Linked DNA regions of Homo sapiens: region 1 is linked to region 2. A link is an interaction called in ENCODE POLR2A ChIA-PET data of the cell type or tissue named here. Cell type or tissue: K562. All regions are shown on one strand.

Region 1 (8,000 bases), 81 kb before region 2:
TGCCTCGGCTGGTGATTTTGAATTAAGCCATTGAGAATCAGGGCTTGTTTAATAGCTAGCATTATTTGCACGATACAGTGGCTGCCTCCCTCATTGTGTGAGCTCTTTGAGAACAGGAATGGTACTTTATTGTAATGGATTTGCACCTGGCAAGAAAGAAGGCACCCTGCCTTCTTTCATGGTGGCACATGCCTGTAATCCCAGCTACTTGGGAGACCGAGCAGGAGAATCGCTTTAACCCAGGAGGTGGAGGCTGCAGTGAGCCAAGATTGCACCACTGCACTCCAGCCTGGGCTACAGAATGAGACTCTGTCTCAAAAAAAAAAAAAAGCAAAAGAAAACGTAGTCCAGGCTGGGTGCGGTGGCTTATGCCTGTAATCCCAGCACTTTGGGAGGCCGAGGCAGGTGGATCACAAGGTCAGGAGTTCAAGACCAGCCTGGCCAACGTAATGAAACCCCGTCTCTACTAAAAATACAAAAATTAGCTGGGCGTGGTGGCATGCACCTGTAGTCCCAGCTACTCGAGAGGCTGAGGCAGGAGAATTGCTTGAACCCGGGAGGCAGAAGTTGCAGTGAGCCAAGATCACGCCACTGCACTCCAGCCTGGGCAACAGAGCGAGACTCCATCTCAAAAAAACATAGTCCGTGTGTCCAGCAGTCGCTGCTGCAGGAGTTCATCCTGAACCCGTGTTGGGTGTGCTGGAGTAGAAGTATGGAAAAGCTGTGTGAGGGTGGGGATTTTGTTTTTGTTTTTGTTTTTTGAGATGGAGTCTCTGTCGCACAGGCTGGAGTGCAGTGGCATGATCTCGGCTCACTACAACCTCCGCCTCCCGGGCTCAAGCGATTCTCCTGCCGCAGCCTCCCAAGTAGCTGGGATTACAGATGTGCACCACCAGGCCTGGCTAATTTTTTTGTTGTTGTTAGAGACAGGGTTTTGCCATGTTGGCCAAGATGGAGATCTCTGGGGAGGGGTTTACCTTCCTGTTGGAGCTTGGATGGAGAAGGTGGGAAATCGTTCCTGGCAGGGGATGAGATGTCCAGGTCACAGAACTGCAGTTGGAGAAAGTGTTGCCTGAGACGTGTGGCGAATGACCACCCCTCAGTCGCTATGTCGTCCCTGCCAGCCGGTAGCGTTTGTTACACCCAAGGTTGCCCTCCCCTCTTTCATCCCAGCAGATGTTCAGACTTTGCTTCTCCCACTTCCAGCCCCTTACTCATGAGTACTTACAGCCCTTTTGTGGCCTGCGACGTAGCTCCTTGTTCCATTTCTGGGTTCCATGACCACTTCCGTGCTGGTCTGTTTCAGGCCTAGTCCCTGTCTGCTCTTTTCTCTGCGCTAGCTCCTATCTTCCCCTTTTCCTTAGTGTCATAGAATTAGTGGGTTGAAAGGAAGAGATCTTCTAGCCCACACTCAGTACAGGAATCCCTTCCAGATACTGGGCAGTGGGGAAATGCATTATGTGACTCTCATGACTTTAGATTCGAATGCCAGAATTATGTTGTATTGAGCCACAGTTTTCTTTCCATGCAATTTCTACTTGTGTTTACTTACTTCTAAGAAAAGCATTACAGAATTTAATGAAGCAAAGAATGATCTGTGAATCAAGCAGCTCCTAGAACCAAAATAGGTTCAGAGCCGCTCTCCTTTGTTTTTTTGTCAACACGCAGAGCAAGTTGGCTACCTCCCTTCATATGCTCGCCTCATAGTATTCAAAGACAGCTATCATGGCCACATTAAATCTTTGTTTCTTTGTTTGAGACAGGGTGTCACTCTGTCACCCAGGCTGGATTGCAGTGGTGCGATCTCAGTTCACTGCAACTTTCACCTCCTGGGCTCAAGCCATCCTTCCACCTCAGCCCCCTGAGTAGCTGGGACCACAGGTGTGTGCCAGCATGCCCAGCTAATTTTTTATATTTTTTGTAGAGATGAAGTTTTGCCATGTTGCCCTGGCTGGTATTGAACTCCTGGGCTCAAGTGATCCTCCCGCCCTAGCCTCCAAAAGTGCTGGGATTACAGGCATGCGCCATGGTGCCTGGACAGGAGTTTATTTTTGACCCTGTTAAGTTTGAGATGCCTGCTACACATTCAAGTGGAGATGTTGAATAGGCATTCAATTGGTCATGAGTTTGGGGCTCATGGAGAAGTTTATCTTATTATTATTATTTCTTTAAATGGAGTTTCACTGTGTTGCCCAGGCTGGCGTGCAGTGGTATGATCTTGGCTCACTGCAACCTCCACCTTCTGGTTCAAGCAATTCTCGTGCCTCAGCCTCCCGAGTAGCTGGGATTACAGGCACGCGCCACCACACCCAGCTAATACTTGTATTTTAGTAGAGATGGAGTTTCATCATGTTGGCCAATGTGGTCAGGAAGTTTATGTCAATTTGGGCATCATCAGTGATACATGCAGTTGAGCTATATTGGACACATGGCCAATTGACCTCACAGTCCGCAGGGCTTGTCCCCATGTAACTGCTCTTCTATCCCTATGCAAATTCATTTTGTAGATGCTAACGTTTAGCAGCTCATTGTTGCTGTTGAAAGTTCTTGGAACACTTTCGTAGTCTGAATGCTAGAAAGGATGGGTCCTAGGAATGTCCTCTAGGTTGTGGCAGATCCACTAATCAACACTGTGGTTGCTAGATTAACTTGGCCACAAGTGTCAAGAGAGGTCGTGTCATATGGAGGTCTGCTTTATGGAAGTCAAGAGGTATTGGAGTATTGGATCACCTGGGCACTTCTGTCTTTTTTTTTTTTTTGAGACAGGATCTTGCCTTGCCAGCCAGCCTTGGAGTGCAGTGGTGCATTCATAGCTTATTGGAGCCTTGACTTCCCAGGCTCAAGTGATCCTACTGCTTCAGCCCCCCAAGTAGCTGGGACTACAGGTGCGGGCCACCACAGCTGGCTAATTTTTCTAATTTTTTGTAGAGGTGGGGTTTTGCCATGTTGCCCAGACTAGTCTCGAACTCTTGAGCTCAAGTGATCCACCTGCCTTGGCCTCCCAAAATGCTGGGATGACAGGTGTGAACCGTCATGCCCAGCCTGGGCAGTCATTCAGAAACCCTACCAAGAAAAGGGTTAAAGTCATTTGGCATGGTTTCCTCTTTTTTTTTTTTTGAGACAGGGTCTTGCTCTGTCGCCCAGGCCGAAGTGCAGTGGCGCAACCTCAGCTCAGTACAACCTCTGCCTCCCGGGGTTCAAGCGGTTCTCCTGTCTCAGCCTCCCGAGTAGCTGGGATTACAGGTGCTTGCCACCACACCCGGCTAATTTTTGTATTTGTATTTTTTATTTTTATTTATTTTTTTGAGATGGAGTTTTGCTCTTTTTGCCCAGGCTGGAGTGCAATGGCGCGATGCTACTGTGCCTGGCCTCACGATTTCCTCTTTTTTTTTTTTTTTTTTTTTTTTTTGAGACAGAGTTTTGCTCTTGTTGCCCAGGCTGGAGTGCAATGGCACGATCTTGGCTAACTGCAACCTCTGCCTCCCAGGTTCAAGTGATTCTCCTGCCTCAGCCTCCCCAGTAGCTGGGATTATAGGCATGTGGCACTACGCCTAGCTGATTTTTGTATTTTTAGTAGAGATAGGGTTTCACCATGTTGGCCATGCTAGTCTCGAACGCCTGACCTCAGGTGATCCACCTACCTTGGCCTCCCAAAGTGCTGGGATTACAGGCGTGAGACACCACACCCGGCCATGATTCCTCTTAACACAAGCTGGCTCTTGGTGCTGCTTTTCATGAATATACTCTCAAATTGCTCCCTTCAAATGATTGTTGATGTGCATTATTTCTTTTAACCTTATTAGCTTTATTTTTTCTAAATTCTTTTTAGATTACATAGCAGTTTCTTAGCCCTCACCATGATTGGATCACCTGGACAGCCATAAAAATATGGATGTCTGTTCCCCTTATAGGCCAATTGGAAAAATAATTTCTGGGGGTGGGATCCACGCATCTATCTATCTATCATCTATCTATCTATCTATCTATCTATCTATCTATCTATCTATCTATTTTTTTTGAGACAGAGTTTTGCTCTTGTTGCCCAGGCTGGAGTGGAATGGTGTGATCTTGGCTCACCGCAACCTCTGCCTCCCGGGTTCAAGCAGTTCTCCTGCCTTAGCCTCCTGAGTAGCTGGGATTATAGGCATGCGCTACCATGCCTGGCTAATTTTGTATTTTTAGTAGAGATGGGGTTTCTCCATGTTGGCCAGGCTGGTCTCGAACTCTCGACCTCAGGTGATCCGTCAGCCTTGGCCTCCCAAAATGCTGGGATTACAGGTGTGAGCCACCGCGCCCCGCACATCAATATTTTAAAAAGGTTCTCTACGTTTCTGATGGGCACTGAAGCCCAAGAACCACTGATCAACTGCTTGCCAAAGTCAAAAATATTTCTGTGCATATTTCCATTTTTCTGGCCAAAGGTTCGCTGCCCCTTTTTCAGGTTCCTCTCAAAGGACTTGTCTGATCTCAAAGCATGAGAACCATTACCACAATAGGACTTACTCCCCTCTGTGGGTGCTCAGCCAGTGGCTGAGGGAGAAGGGGGATTGCTCCGTGCCAGGGATGTTGTTAGAGATGCCGGGTTCTTCGATTTTTATAGTAACCCCTTGTTGAGGGTGGCTCTGCTCTTGTGTTACATACAGGTGAAGGAAACTGAGAGAGTCCAGGTAGCATAATGAGGGTCACCCAGGCAGGACATGATGGAGTTGGGAACTGAGTCAAGTCTGACAAATTCCAAAGCATGAGCTGCAGCCTCTGCGTCACTATGTTTATTTTCTCACCCTGGGTCAGAGATTAATTGAGCTCATGAGAGTACTTGACAGGAAATCTCACACTTGTGAATTCAGAGCTCGTGAGCATAAAATTGCTCTTCTAATCACTTGCTTTTATTTGCTGATCTTTATTGGTGCATTTTATTGGTCAGGATGTGATTGAGATTATGTAATAAACCCAACTGACCGCTTCTTTTAACTTCTGCTATTGAAGTAATCCCTCAGATTACTGTCTTGAGAGACGGAGAGTGCATACAGTCCAACAGTGTGTACTCTTCCTCTTTAAAGACAGTAGAAAGGTATCCATCTTGTTTTAAATAGTAGCAGGGAGGTTTATCAATGGCTTAACATGGTAGGCTGGGCCTGGAGAGCTCTCAATGTAACAGAGCTCAAATGTGGCATTTACATGAATTCTAAGTTGATTAAGCGACACAATTTGTTCAACTATAAAACATAATACATTCTTAATAGATTTTACCTATTATTGTATATGTAAGTTCCTAGTACATATTAGGCTGTAGGTAAATGGGATGATGAGGGTTCTTGCTAAATTTATCCCCCATCCTTTTTTTTTTGAGTCAGAGTCTTGCTCTTGAGCAACCTCCACCTTCTGGGTTCAAGCAGTTCTCCTGCCTCAGCCTCCCGAGTAGCTGGAATTACAGGCTTGTGCCATGACACCTGGCTAATTTTTGTATTTTTAGTAGAGATGGGACTTTGCCATGTTGGCCAGGCTGGTCTTGAACTCCTGACCTCAGGTGATCCGCCCACCTCAGCCTCCCAAAGTGCTGGGATTACAGGCATGAGCCACTGCGTCCAGCCTAAATTTACCCTTTTATCATGCCTTTTTTATTGTCTTAAGTCTTTAAGTCTTATTTAAGTCTTGACTCATTTGCGACTTTTTTACTAAATTGTTAGCTCTATTAAGGCAGAAACCAGTATCTTCAATGTCTTAATCTCTCAGTGACTGGTTTAACATCTTGCAATTAATATGCTTAATTAATGTTTATAAGCTATTACTTTAGTCTTAATCTCAATTTCTTGAATTTAGAGTTGCTGACACCTGTGTCTTAGGTAGGACCAAGTGAGAAGCTAGTTATTGTGACAGCCTCAGACTGGAGCCAGAAGACCCATGATCTTGTATATATTAGCTGTGTGTGACCTTAGGCAAGACACATGACCACTCTGGGCTTCAGTATCCTATTCTATGATTTAGAAAAATTAAACCTACTCATGGCATGTTTTAAGAACTATATTTTAAAAATACATTATAAAATATTTATTTATTTATTTATTATTTGTGTGAGGCAGAGTCTCACTCCGTTGCCCAGGCTGGAGTGCAGTGGTGCGATTTCGGCTCACTGCAACCTCCGTCTCCCGGGTTCAAGTGATTCTCGTGCCTCAGCCTCCCGAGTAGCTGGGACTATAGGTGCATGCCACCATGCCTGGCTAATTTTTTGTAGTTTTAGTAGAGACGGGGTTTCACTGTGTTAGCCAGGATGGTCTTGATCTCCTAACTTCGTGATCTGCCAGCCTTGGCCTCCCAAAGTGCTGAGATTACAGGTGTGAGCCACCTCATCTGGCCTATTTATTTATTTATGAGGTCTTTCTGTGTTGCCCAGGCTAGAGTGTAGTGGCTATTCACAGGCACACTACATCCTCAAATTTATGGCCTCAAGAGGTCCTCCTTCCTGATCCTCCCAAGTATCTGGGACTGGCTCCAAGAGGTGTATTTTAAGGAAAAAGTTTTTTTTTTTTTGAGACGAAGTCATGCCCTTCCACCCAGGCTGGAGTGCAATGGCGTGATCTTGGCTCACTGCAACTTCTACCTCCCAGATTCAAACGATTCTGCTGTCTCAGCCTCCTGAGTAGCTGGGATTACAGGTGCCTGCCACCATGCCCAGCTAATTTTTGTATTTTTAGTAGAGACGGGGTTTCACCATGTTGGCCAGGCTGGTCTTGAACTCCTGACCTCGTGATCTGCCCACCTTAGCCTCCCAAAGTGCTGGGATTAGAGGCGTGAGCCACCATCCCTGGCCAGTTCTCTTTTTTTGGAGACAGAGTTTTGCTCTGTTGCCCAGGCTGGAGTGCAGTGGCACAATCTTGGCTCACTGCAACCTTCTGGGTTCAAGTGATTCTCATGCCTCAGCCTCCCAGGTAGCTGAAACTATAGGCATGTGCTACCATACCGGGCTAATTTTTTGTATTTTATTAGAGATAGGTTTCACCATGTTGCCCAGGCTGGTTTCAAACTGCTGAGCTCAGCCAATCTGCCCACCTTGGCCTCCCAAAGTGCTAGAGTTACAGGCGTGAGCCATCGTGCCCGGTCAATGAAACAATAAAGTTCTATACACTTATTTTTCTTTTCTTTTCTTTTTTTTTTTTTTTTGAGACAGAGTTTCACTCTTGTTGCCCAGGCTAGAGTGCAATGGCATGGACTCAGCTCACTGCAACCTCTGCCTCGGGGTTCAAGCAATTCTCCTGCCTCAGCCTCCTGAGTAACTGGGATTACAGGCGTGTGCCACCACACCTGGCTAATTTTTGTATTTTTAGTAGACAAGGGGTTTCACCATGTTGGCCAGGCTGGTCTCGAACTCCTGACCTCAGGTGATCCACCTGCCTCAGCCTTCTAAAGTCCTGGGATTACAGGCGTGAGCCTCCGCGCCCGGCCTTATACACTAATTTTTCTCCCTCACCTCCAATCAAGCAGGGAAAGTGAATATGGAAGTAGGTCAGTGTATAATGTCCCATCTCTGGTGAATGGAGAAGTCACCTGTTTGTAAGTCCCCCCAGAAATGAAGATCTATTAAAAAAACAAAGGCCACAAAGGGAAATTTAATTCATACTCAGAAGTGGGCCACTATCTATGGAAGTACTTGGAAAATAATAAGGTGCGTTATTATTACATCTTTAAGAAGTTTTCCTGGGCTGGGCACTGTGGCTCATGCCTGTAATCTCAGCACTTTGGGAGGCCGAGGCAGGCGGATCACCTGAGGTCAGGAGTTGGAGATCAGCCTGGCCAACATAGTGGAACCCTGACTTTACTAAAAATACAAAAATTAGCTGAGTGTGGTGGTGGGCGCCTGTAATCCCAGCTTCTGGGGAGGCTGAGACAGGAGAATCGCTTGAACCTGGGAGGCGGAGGTTGCAGTGAGCCGAAATTGTGCCACTGCACTCCAGCCTGGGTGACAGAGTGAGACTCCGTCTCAAAAAAAAAAAAAAGTTTTTCTG
Region 2 (8,000 bases):
AATTTCTGTGTTGACTGTAGAGTTATCGTTCACTTGGGTTAACTTCTATTACAACCCGAGTATCTGCCCAGCCTTTTATTCCACCTCTACACCTGGTCACAGTAATACACGACTTACAAGTAGCCCTCCTGGTGCACCCAGAAGAACTTTGTCTTTTTCACAAATTGGCATCTGTGCTGTCTTACCTAAATCCTCATTGTTGGCCTCAGACACAATCTGTGGATGATAGTTCAAGTTGGGCACAATTGACTTCAGATTTCTTGAAAAGGGTCAGCTTAGGCTTAGAGTTTGGTGTTGACATTTTGCTTTTATTTTTTTAAAATTAGGTATCAAATTTACATGCTTTAAAAATGTGGTATTTTCTGCATGTGGGATTAACATTTTGTATGTAAGACTGGCTTTATAAATATTTACAGATAGTTTGTAGTCAATAAGGCACATTACGTTCTGTTTCTTTCCTACAGGGGCGGGCTGGTCTCTCTCCTTCCCTTTCTTCTCCCTCACTCCTACATTTTCTTCTTTCTTTGTATTTTACGATTGATTCACTTATATTTGCATAATAGCATTTTTTAATTTTTTTTTTTTTGAGACAGTCTCACTCTGTCACCCAGACTGGAGTACAGTGGTGCAATCTTGGCTGATTGCAACCCCTGCCTCCCGGTTCAAGTGATTTTCTGCCTCAGCCTCCCGAGTAGCTGGGATTACAGGTGCACACCACCACACCAAGCTAATTTTTGTATTTTTAGTAGAGACAGGGTTTCACCATGTTGGCCAGGCTGATCTCGAACTCCTGACCTCAAGTGATCTGCCTTCAGCCCCACTAAGTGCTGGGATTACAGGTGTGAGCCACCGCGCCCGGCCATTTTTTAACTTTTCAAAATGTTTTCACTTCTATCTGGCCCTTTTTTTCCCATTCACATAGCCCTCGTTGACAGTCTTGTTGCCTTTTGCCTGGACTGTTATTCCAGCGGCAACTCATTCTCCTCCTTCCAGTAGTCTCCTGGCCAATTGCTTCTACTGTTTAACCTTCCTTAAGTTGAGTTTCTCCCTCTAACTTGAAAAACCACACGTACTGTTCCATATTGCCTTCCATAAGCTTCACCTGCTTCAGCCCTGCTTCCATGAGCTTCACCTGCTTCAGCCCCATTTCCATAAGCTTCACCTGTTTCAGCCCCGCTTCCATGAGCTTCACCTGCTTCAGCCAGGTTTGGGGTGTTCTTTATTCAGCAGCCTCCACATCCTCCTTCTCCGTACTTCTGTCCTAGCTAGGCCTCCCCTGCAGTGCCCTTCCCTTCCCTCCATAAAGTCCCTCCTTCATCGTCCAGGGTCTCTCCCACCCAGTGTCCCTCAGTTCGAACTGTCCCCAGTTCTCTGTGCAGGTCACAGTTGAATCACAGGTGTCTGGACATACCTAGCCCTGTCTCCCAAGGCAGGAAAACATGACTGTGTCACTGTATCTGCTGGGGCTCCTGGTGTCCTCCAGATAGTTGATACTCCATATTTGTCATTTCCCATTGAACACATTGAAACCCTGTGATCCAGGCAGGGTGAAGAGACTAAGGCCCCATGTGTTTAATAATGTTGCACAGAGAATTAGTGATTGGTACGGATTTATAGTCCACGTCCTCTCATTTTGTTCCTCTGACAGCCTCTCTGTTCTTCCCTAATTTGGCTCAAAATTACTTTGGTTGGCTCTTAAGTAGAAACTTATGTCCTTTTGTACTTGGGGGCGTGTCCAAATTCATTAAATGAGGTGGGAGATTTTTCTTCTTCCTACCTCTCGCTTTGCTGTCCTGACACAGCTGCCACCACTAAAGGTGCTGGTGGGGCAGAGAGAGGGGGCAGTGGGGGGGTGGGGATGCTTGTGCTTAGATCTGGTCTTGACATCACACGAGACTTCCTCAGGTCTGCTGTGTCCTAAGCCTGACTTAGTATCACTGCATGAATACAATTCTCTACTTACCTCTTTTATTTCAGGCACTTCGTCTTAGTAACATGGCCATGGGGAAGACAACCACAGGCCAGATAGTCAATCTGCTGTCCAATGATGTGAACAAGTTTGATCAGGTAAGCTGCAGCTCAGGGATCCTTTTTCATTGCATTAAACACCCCTCTTTCCCCTTTTATTCTTTCTGGAGGCAGGGGCTCACTCTGTTCACACTGGATTGCAGTGGCAGGATCATAGCTCGCTGAAGGCTTGAACTCCTGGGCTCAAGTGATGTGCGATCCTCCTGTCTCAGCCTCCTGATTAGCTGTGACTACAGGTGTGCATCACCGTGAACAGCTAATTTCTTTTTTTTTGAATTTTCATGTCAGATGGGCTATTGTGGAAACATCATAACAAAATTCAAGGGTGGCACATCTCACACAAGTGCGTGAACACCCGATTATCATGCTCATGAACTACAAAAGGATTGCTGGCTAATTTCTTTTTTTATTATTTGTAGAGAAGGGATCACGCCTTGTTGCGCAGGCTGGTCTCAAGATTCTGGCCTCAAGCGATTCTCGCTACCTTGGCCTCCCAAAGTGCTGGGATTACAGGTGTGAACACCATACCCGCCCAGTATCCATTGTTTAATACTTACCTTGTAGCGGTATCATTTTTCCAGGGCATTCTAGCTGCTGGCCATATTCATTTTGCACTAGGACCACTTCTTTTTTCCAATTATTCATTCATCAGAATGAACTAAAGCCTCCGCTCAGTGTCAGGGACAATGAATAAGACTTGGTTTCTGTTCTGAAGAAGCTCACTGCCTGTCTGGGAGACAAACACACAAGTAAATTACTGGAGTATGTGGTGGGCACTGTAGTACAGGTTTTCTTGGGGTACTGGGGAGCCCCAGGGCATATGGGAGCTGAATTCTGTGGCAGAGAGTTCTGGAAAATGCTCAGCTCATCAGTGAAGATAGTCACGATCAAGACATTCTTCTAATGCCGCTGGTCGGATTCTCTTGCGAGTCTCCCAGACCCACTCTTTGTTTCCCCAGAATGGCTTCACCTGTGGTGGGTGCTTGGCTTTCTGCTTTAGCAGGTGTAAACCCACTGTGGCCATTTCTGTTTAGGATCTTGCCTGTTCTTTTCCAGTGGATCGTTTCTGTACTGTGTTCTTACTGGTTTTGCTTTTCTGGAGTCCTAAGAACGCTCTGTCTTTTTCTTTAAAGGTGACAGTGTTCTTACACTTCCTGTGGGCAGGACCACTGCAGGCGATTGCAGTGACTGCCCTACTCTGGATGGAGATAGGAATATCGTGCCTTGCTGGGATGGCAGTTCTAATCATTCTCCTGCCCTTGCAAAGCTGTTTTGGGAAGTTGTTCTCATCACTGAGGTAAGAGAAATACTGCTGTGAAAAATGTCATATGTATTTGGTAACATCCACAGTCTTCCCAATGCTTTTGTTCAGAAACAAACTAAATGCCTTTTATTATCTCTTCCTTGCATATGTTGCAGCTCTTCAGGCTCAGCCAAGGGGGCCTCTGTCCTTATGCTGAAGGCAAATCTTCAAGGGAGAAAGGTGAAGGCATTCACTGGCTCCTCCCAGCCAGCTTTTCAGGCGCTGTGGCCTCAATAAGTAGAGTGTCCTTAAGCAGAAATCACATATGTAGAAGTTAGTTAAACATATAATGAATAATGATAAATTGAAATGTTTCATAGGCTCCATTCTAGCTGCATACATCTTTACCGTGCTTGTGTTAGAGCTGTTTTCACGTGTATATATGTGTGTTATTTTTAATTCAGTATTTCCATTAAATTGTAAGCTCCCCAAAGGCAAGGTGAATTTTAATGATGTAGTTATAAAATCACACAGTCCTAGTAGCATATGTGTTAGGAATATGGTTGTTAGCTGGTCGTGGTGGCTGAAGCCTGTAATCCCAACACTTTGGGAGGCCAAGGCAGGTGGATCACTTGAGGCCAGGAGTTTGAGACCTGCCTGGCCAACATGACAAAACTCCGTCTCTACTAAATTTAAAAAATTAGCTGGGCATGGTGGTACACGCCTGTAATCCCAGCTACTTGGGAGGCTCAGGCACGAGAATCACTTGAATCCAGGAGGCAGAGGTTGCAGTGAGCCGATATTATGCCACTGCACTCCAGCCTGGGTGACAGAGTGAGACTCTGTCTCAAAAAAAAAAAAAAAAAAAAAAAAAAAAAAGAAATACAGCTTTTGATCAAGAGATTAATGATGATAAAATAAATTAGACTTGAAGCAGGTTCCAACGAATTGGAAATGGTTCATTGTCAAGGTTGTCAGCTGGATCGAGATGAGCCACTGTTGGAAGTGCATTGAGTTCTTTGTTTTATGCTTTTGCTTATGGTGTATTTTCTACTTGGACCTTCCCCTCTTTGCCATCTGGAGAAATAGTCCTTGTCCTTTGAGGCCCCGTTCAAATGCTCCTGGTCCTCTGAAGCTTTTTTTTTTTTTTTTGCTCTCCTCTTTCCCGGTGGAGTTAACAAACAGCCCTTTCTTTTCTGCTCCCCAGCACTTCATTCCCATTTTAGCACTCTCTGACCACTGTGTTATCGTCAGGCTCGGGTGCCTTTCTGCCTTTCCTGCCCACCTGTGAGCTCCTCGAGGGGACAGATGACATCTGACTCATTTTCATGTCTTCCTCAGCAGATATTACAAATTCTCCAAAATACTTGTTGAGTTGGTATAGATTGTTGACTTCCTAATCGAAGTCTTTTTCTATTTGTATTTTGAGTAGGACCTGTCTGTGTTGTCGGAAGCAAAAGCGCTGTAGGGAACCATGTGATGCAGGTCCCTGCCTGTGCCTGCCGCTGATAAGGGCAGGCTGTGATCGCTCAGGCTCATCTCCCGTGTCTGGTTCCCCTTAGGAGTAAAACTGCAACTTTCACGGATGCCAGGATCAGGACCATGAATGAAGTTATAACTGGTATAAGGATAATAAAAATGTACGCCTGGGAAAAGTCATTTTCAAATCTTATTACCAATTTGAGAAAGTAAGTTTTTGTATACATTGTACCATATTTTTGTATTTTTCTATTTGCTATTCTTGTTGATGGTTTTAGAAGTTTTACTATGTTTTCACATTATGGGAAGTTCAGTACAATCCATCCCAGTCCCCACGCTTGGCAGTTGGGTTAAGTAGAATGGTAGAGAACGTTATTTTCACTTGGTCTTCCATTTACCATGTTCTTAAACAGAAAGCATGTATGCTTCTTACTAATACAAAAGTGAAATTCCAAATGTTTCTGAATATCCCAAATCCCAACAATGAGTCTAAGATGTTAGTATTTGAGAATAATGGTGTTTAAAATAAAACTATAATTTATATTAATGTAGCCAAATGGACAAGTTATAGAGACTGGGCATATCTATATTGGACCAAACTATATGAATCAGTATTTTTCATTCCAAACAGGCATGGAAATACTGTTAGTTGTGCTTTGTTTTATTAGAAATTTTGGAGGGGGCTGGGCGCAGTGGCTCATGCCTGTAATCCAAGAACTTTGGGAGGCTGAGGCGGGTGGATCACCTGAGGTCAGGAGTTTGAGACCAGCCTGGCCAACATGGTGAAACCCTGTCTCTACTAAAAATACAAACATTTGCTGGGCGTGGTGGCACATGCCTGTAATCCTAGCTACTTGAGAGGCTGAGGCAGGAGAATCGCTTGAACCAGGAGGCGGAGGTTGCAGTGAGCTGAGATCGCACCATTGCCTGGGCGACAAGAGTGAAACTCTGTCTCAAAAAACAAAATATGTATTTTTTTTTTGGCTTTTGGATTAAATATTTGATTAGTTGTTGCATTCCAGCACATGATACTTCTTATGATTTCTTGGGTAGTTCCTGGCCACCTCTCACCTTTGCACTTTTTTGTTGTTGTTGCCCAGGATGGTCTCAAACTCCTGGGTTCAAACAATTCATCCACCTCAGCTCCCAAAGTGCTGAGATTGCAGGCGTGAGCCACTTTATCTGGTTGACATCACTGCTTTTTTAAAAACCTGTACTCTCTTTCAGGAAGGAGATTTCCAAGATTCTGAGAAGTTCCTGCCTCAGAGGGATGAATTTGGCTTCATTTTTCAGTGCAAGCAAAATCATCGTGTTTGTGACCTTCACCACCTACGTGCTCCTCGGCAGTGTGATCACAGCCAGCCGCGTGTTCGTGGCAGTGACGCTGTATGGGGCTGTGCGGCTGACGGTTACCCTCTTCTTCCCCTCAGCCATTGAGAGGGTGTCAGAGGCAATCGTCAGCATCCGAAGAATCCAGGTTGGTGTCAGATGCCATTTTAAAGTTGTAGGTGCATTTGAAGTAGAATGATGTCTCCTTTTATTTAGCATCACTATGTTCCAGTGTAATGACATTTAACTCTCTCATAACCAAAACGTGCCGCCATTCCAGAATGTTGTGTGTACTTCCCTATCTTAGATAGAGCGCGGTAAAGACAATGCAAGCATTGTGATTCATTTGTTGGCAGCAACATAAACAGCAGTGGCACAGGGCTTTTGATGTACAGGTGGTAACTGCAGGGGTGATTAAAATGTCTAAGCTGTCTAAAAGCAGGAAAAGCAAATAGATTTCATCTCTTATGTTAACACCAATGAGAAAGTAGTGAGTATGAGTTGAGTATGATTCTTCTGTGGGCTGGAAGGAAAGAGCTTGCTGGGGGTCTCTGCTTCTTGGTCAGGAAGAATGGCCTCAACTTCACTTAGCTATCCCTGTTTGAAAATAAGTTCTTTCCTCTGTAGATGTTTTCCTTGTTAATTTCTGTGCATGCCTTTAGGACCTCTGCCATTTCTTTCCTGTCCGCTTTTCACTTTTTTCTTACTGTTGATGAACCTATCTCTGCCAGACTTCTTTATTTCCAATTGGTTGATTTCTACTGCCTTGCTCCATTTGTACGACTGTAACAAGGACCACTCTCTGCTTCCCAGATGGACCTCTGTGTCCTCCCATCGTGGAGGAAACAGAAGGACAAAATGGGCCTGGTTAGTTCTCTCCAGCCTTCTGTAAGGACACTAATCCCCTTCAGGAGGGCTCTGCCGTAGCGACCTGATCACCTCTTAGAGGCCCCACCTCTTAACACTGATGCTGGGGTGAACTTCCAACCTGTGAATTTAGAACAGGCATGCCCATTCAAACCATAGCATCCACTTTACACACCATCACCTTTTCCTAAGTCGCTGTCACTCAATTGCCAGGGGCAAATAATTTATATCACCAAGGTAAGGTCCTGGCACATAATGTATGCTCAAGTATTTGTGTGTTTATGAATAAGTTGAAAATTAAAATAAATTGGCTTTGTGAGAGGGCTTGGCAAGAACTTGACTGTCTAAGCTTTTCAAAAATCTGCTTTGTTTTATTCCTGGTTCTTAATAGAGATGGATGCCCAAGGACAGACTCGAGTGAACTTAGCTGACACTGGCTGTGATTATTTTTTTATTTTTATTTTTTTGGTAGGGGAGAGAATGGGGTGGGTGTTGTCATAAAAGCTAAGATTCTTTTTTATGATGAAGTTTGTTTTTTAAAGATGAGATCTTGCTGTGTTACCCAGGCTGGAGCATAGTGGCTATTCATAGGCAGACTCCCACTACTGATTAGCAAGTTTGTATTTCATAAAAAATATTACCTATAAAACAGACCATACAGGGTCATTTCTTATCCCCATTCTTTCTGACAACAGCTTCAGGTAACACTGTGAAGGGATGGTCCATGCAGGTCAGTAACACTTTTTTCATGTAGCTTTTGCATCTTGAAAGAAAGAACTTAGGAGTATACTTTGACCAGAGTATCTTTCTGAGTGTGCAGGACACCTTTTTCAGACGGAAGGGCCACATGTGTATTGTGCTGCTGTAATTCTCTGACTGCTGTTGCTGCCCCTCACCGTGATTGCAGGTGTTGGTGTGTGTACCGTGGACCAGGGCTCTTGGAAGCCTGTACATGTTATTTCATGTTATCCTCACAATTGAAGGAGATAAGCATTAGTGTCCCCACTTTACAGAGAATGAAACTGGCTCCTGTAATAGGTTAAGGAGTTTGCCT

The links. Peaks named below come from ENCODE experiments on the same cell type or tissue, not always from the same donor. Only the 100,000 strongest peaks of a DNase experiment are listed, where the experiment ranks them.
Region 1: POLR2A ChIA-PET joins it to region 2 with 6 read pairs; 6 of 35 experiments call an interaction of 5 or more read pairs at or near these places.

What each region holds. Positions count from the first base shown.
Region 1 is chr13:95,286,115-95,294,114 of GRCh38, reverse strand. The region is part of intron 1 of ABCC4 (ATP binding cassette subfamily C member 4 (PEL blood group)); the gene reads left to right. Among named protein-coding and RNA genes, the nearest start is that of ABCC4, 11 kb to the left of the region's middle. In K562, no CTCF peak of the experiment used is centred here; no DNase peak of the experiment used is centred here.
Region 2 is chr13:95,204,759-95,212,758 of GRCh38, reverse strand. ABCC4 (ATP binding cassette subfamily C member 4 (PEL blood group)) reads left to right here. Exons shown (of 31, transcript NM_005845.5): 5 at 1,978-2,067; 6 at 3,162-3,325; 7 at 4,834-4,959; 8 at 5,978-6,227. SNORD13G (small nucleolar RNA, C/D box 13G) reads right to left here and starts at 2,415; the gene lies at 2,311-2,415. RefSeq lists an enhancer at 2,172-3,371. In K562, no CTCF peak of the experiment used is centred here; DNase peaks (open chromatin) are centred at 3,488 and 4,758.